Linked DNA regions of Homo sapiens: region 1 is linked to region 2. A link is a loop called in an ENCODE intact Hi-C map of the cell type or tissue named here. Cell type or tissue: IMR-90. All regions are shown on one strand.

Evidence for each region. Peaks named below come from ENCODE experiments on the same cell type or tissue, not always from the same donor. Only the 100,000 strongest peaks of a DNase experiment are listed, where the experiment ranks them.
Region 1: a loop joins it to region 2, with 6 times the contacts of the local background. A loop is called at or near these places in 2 of 110 quality-filtered maps.

The regions. Positions count from the first base shown.
Region 1 is chr3:151,007,794-151,010,293 of GRCh38, forward strand. All of the region lies in intron 1 of CLRN1-AS1 (CLRN1 antisense RNA 1), which reads left to right. Among named protein-coding and RNA genes, the nearest start is that of CLRN1, 36 kb to the left of the region's middle. In IMR-90, a CTCF peak has its summit at 1,102; a DNase peak (open chromatin) is centred at 1,108; H3K27me3 peaks cover 301 bases.
Region 2 is chr3:151,281,803-151,284,302 of GRCh38, forward strand. All of the region lies in intron 16 of MED12L (mediator complex subunit 12L), which reads left to right. Among named protein-coding and RNA genes, the nearest start is that of P2RY14, 4.5 kb to the left of the region's middle. RefSeq lists a silencer at 2,219-2,500. In IMR-90, a CTCF peak has its summit at 1,319 (motif pointing left); DNase peaks (open chromatin) are centred at 129, 1,289 and 2,349; H3K27ac peaks cover 201 bases.

The sequences.
Region 1 (2,500 bases), 270 kb before region 2:
TACTTGGATGTTCAGTGAGCAATTCAAGTTCCCCATGTCTAAACTTGAGCTCATGATTTCCAAACATCTCTTCCACCCTCTCAGCTAGTTTTATCACCATCCTCCTAGCCATTTGATCTAGATCTCTAGGAATTAATCTGGACTTTGGCTGTTATTGTTGCTCTCTGCCATTCACAGCTTTCCAAGGCCTCCAACTGCATCTGTTATACCGTGTGTACTACTACCACTGTCTTCATTAAGGTCCTCAACATCTCTTACTTGAAATAACACATTAGACTCCTAAGTATTCCAACCCATTTGCCTACCTCCAGGTTAGCCACATCAAAACATATTCTTTCTACAGAGACCAGAGTGATAAATGCAAATCTGATTACTCCCGCTTCCCCCCACTACATCTTCTTGAAACATTTCAAGGTTTCCCATTGCCTACAGAGTCAAGCCCTATCTTGAAAGTAAGGTTTTCATGACTTTGCCCCTCCTTTTCTAGTACTTGATGCTCTGGCACTGCCAAATAGCCTGTAGCTTCTCACACATACCATTGTGCTTCCTGCCTCCTTGACTTTGTTCTTTCCTTTTTTTCTGTCTTTCCACATTCTTCTCGATACCCCTTAATTCTTACTGTTCAAAATACTTCCATTTCTGGAACTCCCTCCCTGAATTTTTACTTTGGGCCAAGAGTTCCCCATCTGGGCCCCCATAATCACTATGCTTATGTGGCACAGCTCTTCCTATGTCACATTGTAACAGTGTGTGTATGTGGGTGTCTTCTCCCTCCAGCCAGCAATCTGCCCTAGGGTAGTAATTGTGCTCTAATTCATCCGTATCCCCTCACTCCATCTTAGCATATAATACAATTCCTGACACATGATGCAATAAATATCACCAAACTAAACTGAACTAATACTTCAGTTAGGGAAGTAGAAGCAGAAATCATGGTTCTTGGTAATGAGAAATTTCCCAGGGATAAGAAATGGGGGTGGAATTTAACCCAGGTCATAAAACAAGGAGAATTCAGGATAAATTTCATGTGTACCATGCAAAGCCACAAGAAGAAAACAGAGCTAAGTGGTAGTACACTAAAATCCCAGAAGATGGGGTTATAGCCTCATCATGCTAGAGAGACAAATGCAGTCTTGGGCTATAGTGGTTGAAGCATCCGCGTCCAACTCCAGAGAGGGAGTTGTCCCAGTGTTCCCCATGCTGCTCAGCCTATAGACAGAATGCTGTCTCCCACTCTGGGGGCCTCAGGCTTGCATGACCAACTGAGAGATAGACACCAGCATGGTGAGGAGTTCCAAAGCCATGTCACTGAAGGGAAGGTTGAAGAGCTAGGATATTTAATCTCAAATAAAAAGAAATTCTTAGTGGAAATCTGAAAAGAGCATTAAAGCATTGGACGGCCCTTCATTTGAGAAAAGGAAAGTATGTGCTCATGAAGCACCTGAAAATAAAACTGGGACCAATAAATTAAAGCTACAGGGAAGCAAGTGACAATTGCATGTCAAGGACAATTGTCTAAAATTCAGGACTGCCCAGAAAGTAATGAACTGCTTCACCAAGTGATGAGCATCCAACCCCATGAGTGTTTGGGGAGATGCCAAACAGCCAGCTGCCAAGGCAGTTTTGGAAGGGGTGACAGCCTGGACTAGGTGACCAGTAGGTGACTTTCCAATGTTAAGAGCGTAGAATTCTGTGAGATTAGAGAAACCGCCTCCGTTTTTTTTTTTCCCCCCCTAAGGGAAAGGTTAAAGTTCTCCTCTCAAGTGAAGATACAGAGAGACAAAGAGCTTTCATTTGATTTCATCATCTTAGCAATGTTTTGGCTCTGTTCTTTCCACGTGAAAGACCACGTTTGATCTTCCTGGTGTTCTCCAATCACCTACTTTCCTTGAACTCTAACCTCTATCTACAATCATTCAGTCATTGTTAATTTGCCTGGTTTTCCCCCACCACCCCACTTCCTTTGGTACTGCAGTAGTGTAAGGAAATTCCCATTACTCTGTGGACAGAGATGACTTTGGAAGGCCACAGAAGTGTAAATGGCTGTCCTCTGCTTCTGTTGTTGGAACTAGGTAGGAGGGAATGTGTTTGGCCATTTTGCATTGCTATAAAGGAATGACTGAGGCTGGGTAATTTATAAAGAAAAGAAATTTATTTTGGCTCACAGTCGTGCAGGCTGTACAAGAAGTATGGTGCCAACATCTATTTGGCTTCTGGTGAGGGCCTCAGGAAGCTTACAATCATGGCAGAAGGTGAGGGGATAACAGGCGCTTCTCATGGCGAGAGAGGGGGGAGGTGCAACACCCTTTTAAACGACCAGCTCTCTGGGTGAACCTAGAGGAAGAAGTCACTCATTACCATGGGGATGGCCCCAAGCCATTCATGAGGAATCCGCCCCATGACCCAAACACCTCCCACTAGGCCCACCTCCAATACTGGGGATCATATTACCTTGCCTCATCAACTCTGACTTCTGTCCTTAAATACAGTTCTGTATCTC
Region 2 (2,500 bases):
CTGCCTTATTAGTAATAGGACTGGTTATATATAAACATCCCTTGTGTATTCATACTACAAATAGAATGAGTTTAACACACGTAATCCCCAAATATGTCTGTAACTGTTTCCAGTCAGTTTCTATCCAGGCCGTCATCGACTGCGCATAAATAGCTGGCTGGCTTACATTTTGATTCCATAAATGTCCTATTTTGCTCCTTACCCCGGAATTCACCTATGCATAATTGTTACCATATGTCTTTTGAAATCATTTTTCTTTAAAGTAAGTACAGAGACAACTTCATTGTTACTGCCCTTCCCCTGCCTTTCCCTGGTTGCTTTATTGAGCATAGTGAGTAAGACACTAGCGCATCCGGCCTCATCCCCACTTGCTCTCTTGGAGACTTGTTCATGTGAGCCCTGTATAGACCTTATTCTTTTTCGTAGCTTTGTAGTATTCCATAATTTGTTTAATCAGTACCTATTGATGGATTTTCAGATAAATATGAACATTTTCAATGAATTTATTTTAACCATAGCAGATATTTGCTGGGTTATATAATTTAGTTTTTTTTTGTTTTTTTTTGTTTGTTTGTTTGTTTTGCTGGCAAGTTATTTATAATTGTGTGTGTGTGTTTTGTATGTGTTGGGGGGCATGGCTGCCGAAAGGATTCCACTGGTTGTTGAGAAAGATGTTGACGTAAGAATGTAGAGGATTTTAGTAAAGGCCCGGTGTAAACATTTTATGAAAGTACAGTGTACAAGGATATTTAAAGGAAGCATATTTGGAAATTGTCCTCTATAGGATCTCTGAAGGAACTAGCATCCAAAATGCTTCTTGTTGGATGGCTCTTTTACTTGTAGAATGGGGGTGAAAGTCAACTTAGTACTGTATTAAAAGAATGATGTGAGCCAAGGTTTAATGTTAGGAAAGCCAGCAAAGGTGGAGGAGCGCGTAATGTCGGGGATCCAAAATGTCACGCTCAGGACTTCCTAATTTAGTGTGCTGTAAAGTTTTTGAGCTTTGTAGTAAAATAATTGAAAAAGTGTTTTGAAAAAATTGTAATCTGATAGGAAAACATTGAATGCAGACATGCCTTTTTATGTTTCCCTATGTGAAGCATTCAGTTCTACCAGCTTGTTGATTTAGAGTAGTGGAGAAAGGGGGCAGAAATTACATCATTAAGATGTGAGATAAGTCACCACATTATAAAATAATGCCTTTTTGTTAAACCTCTTGCAATGAATGACAGGACATGGGACTTCATTGGCAATTGTGCACTTGCCTTCATCTGAGAATTACAATGGAGAAACAAATGCCTGGTACAATATCACCCCCTTCTGGTAGATTGAAAGAAGTAACAGTTTTTAAAAAAATTAATAGGTGCAATTTGTACATGTATTGTAGGCAGTTCACAAAACCTCACTTTGGTGTGGATACTAACGTTGAGTCATGGTTGATTGTCTAATCCCAATTAGTTGAAGTGTGCAAACAGATTTTCTGTATTGCTAGCATTAGATTGGGTTTAAATCTTGAAAATCAGAAGGACTGAATCTCGACTGATGTTAGCAAAGAATCAGAATTTAGAACTTTGTTACAAAACAAAAACTTTTGTATGTGTATTTTCTCTTTTCAGTATTTTTTTTGGAAAGATGCTGAGGAAGCAGAGGAAAGCATTTTCTTTTTCACCTTGAGGTCTCACAAATGTGTCATCTCTGATTATCTTCCTGTTGTTCCCATTTGCTTGCAAGACTCACCACGTCTTTAGACATGTCCCTAATACCTCAGTGTTGTCATTATTCTTCTGATGTGGCCTGTGTTTCTGTATCATGCCTAGCCGTCCTTGCTGGCTTTGTTTTGTACCCGTGATGTTCACTACCATAGTACATACTCAGAAGTATTTGTTAATTGAATATCTGTAACCAAAATATGGGGAAGACAGAGAATATTCTCCAACTCCGTGCTCTGGTTCTGCAAGTAAAGATAAATGAGATAATGGAAATTATCTGAGAACAATGACTATGAATATTTTAAATAATATTATCCCAAGTGTATTAAATCATCTAATCACTTGTAGTTGTACACTTTTGAATCCCTTTTGTAGATGTCTGAATCCCTGACCTGCATAATGATTCAACTTAGGACAGGTAACTAAGAGGATGACACGCCGCTTTATCAGACAGTTTATTTACTCAGTACCCTAACTGCTCAGCTTTTTAATACAGTGATAGAACAAGTTAGGAAAACAGGCCTTGGGAAGTCACTGAGTGAGCTGGAATGAAACTTAATGAATGTAAGAACATACTTCGTTTTTGTCAGATAAACTTTCCCACAGTTGTTCTGATAAACAGTGCTGCTTGTCATCCTGCCACGATGTGTGGGAGGAGCATGGCCTCAGCAAGTTTAAGGAAAGATTTGTGGTGTTGACTTTTCAGGGAACTTGACTGAGGGTTAACTGAAATCAAAGGAAGTGCTATGGGTGATCACATGTAGAGTTTTGTTTGTTTTTTTTTTTCTACC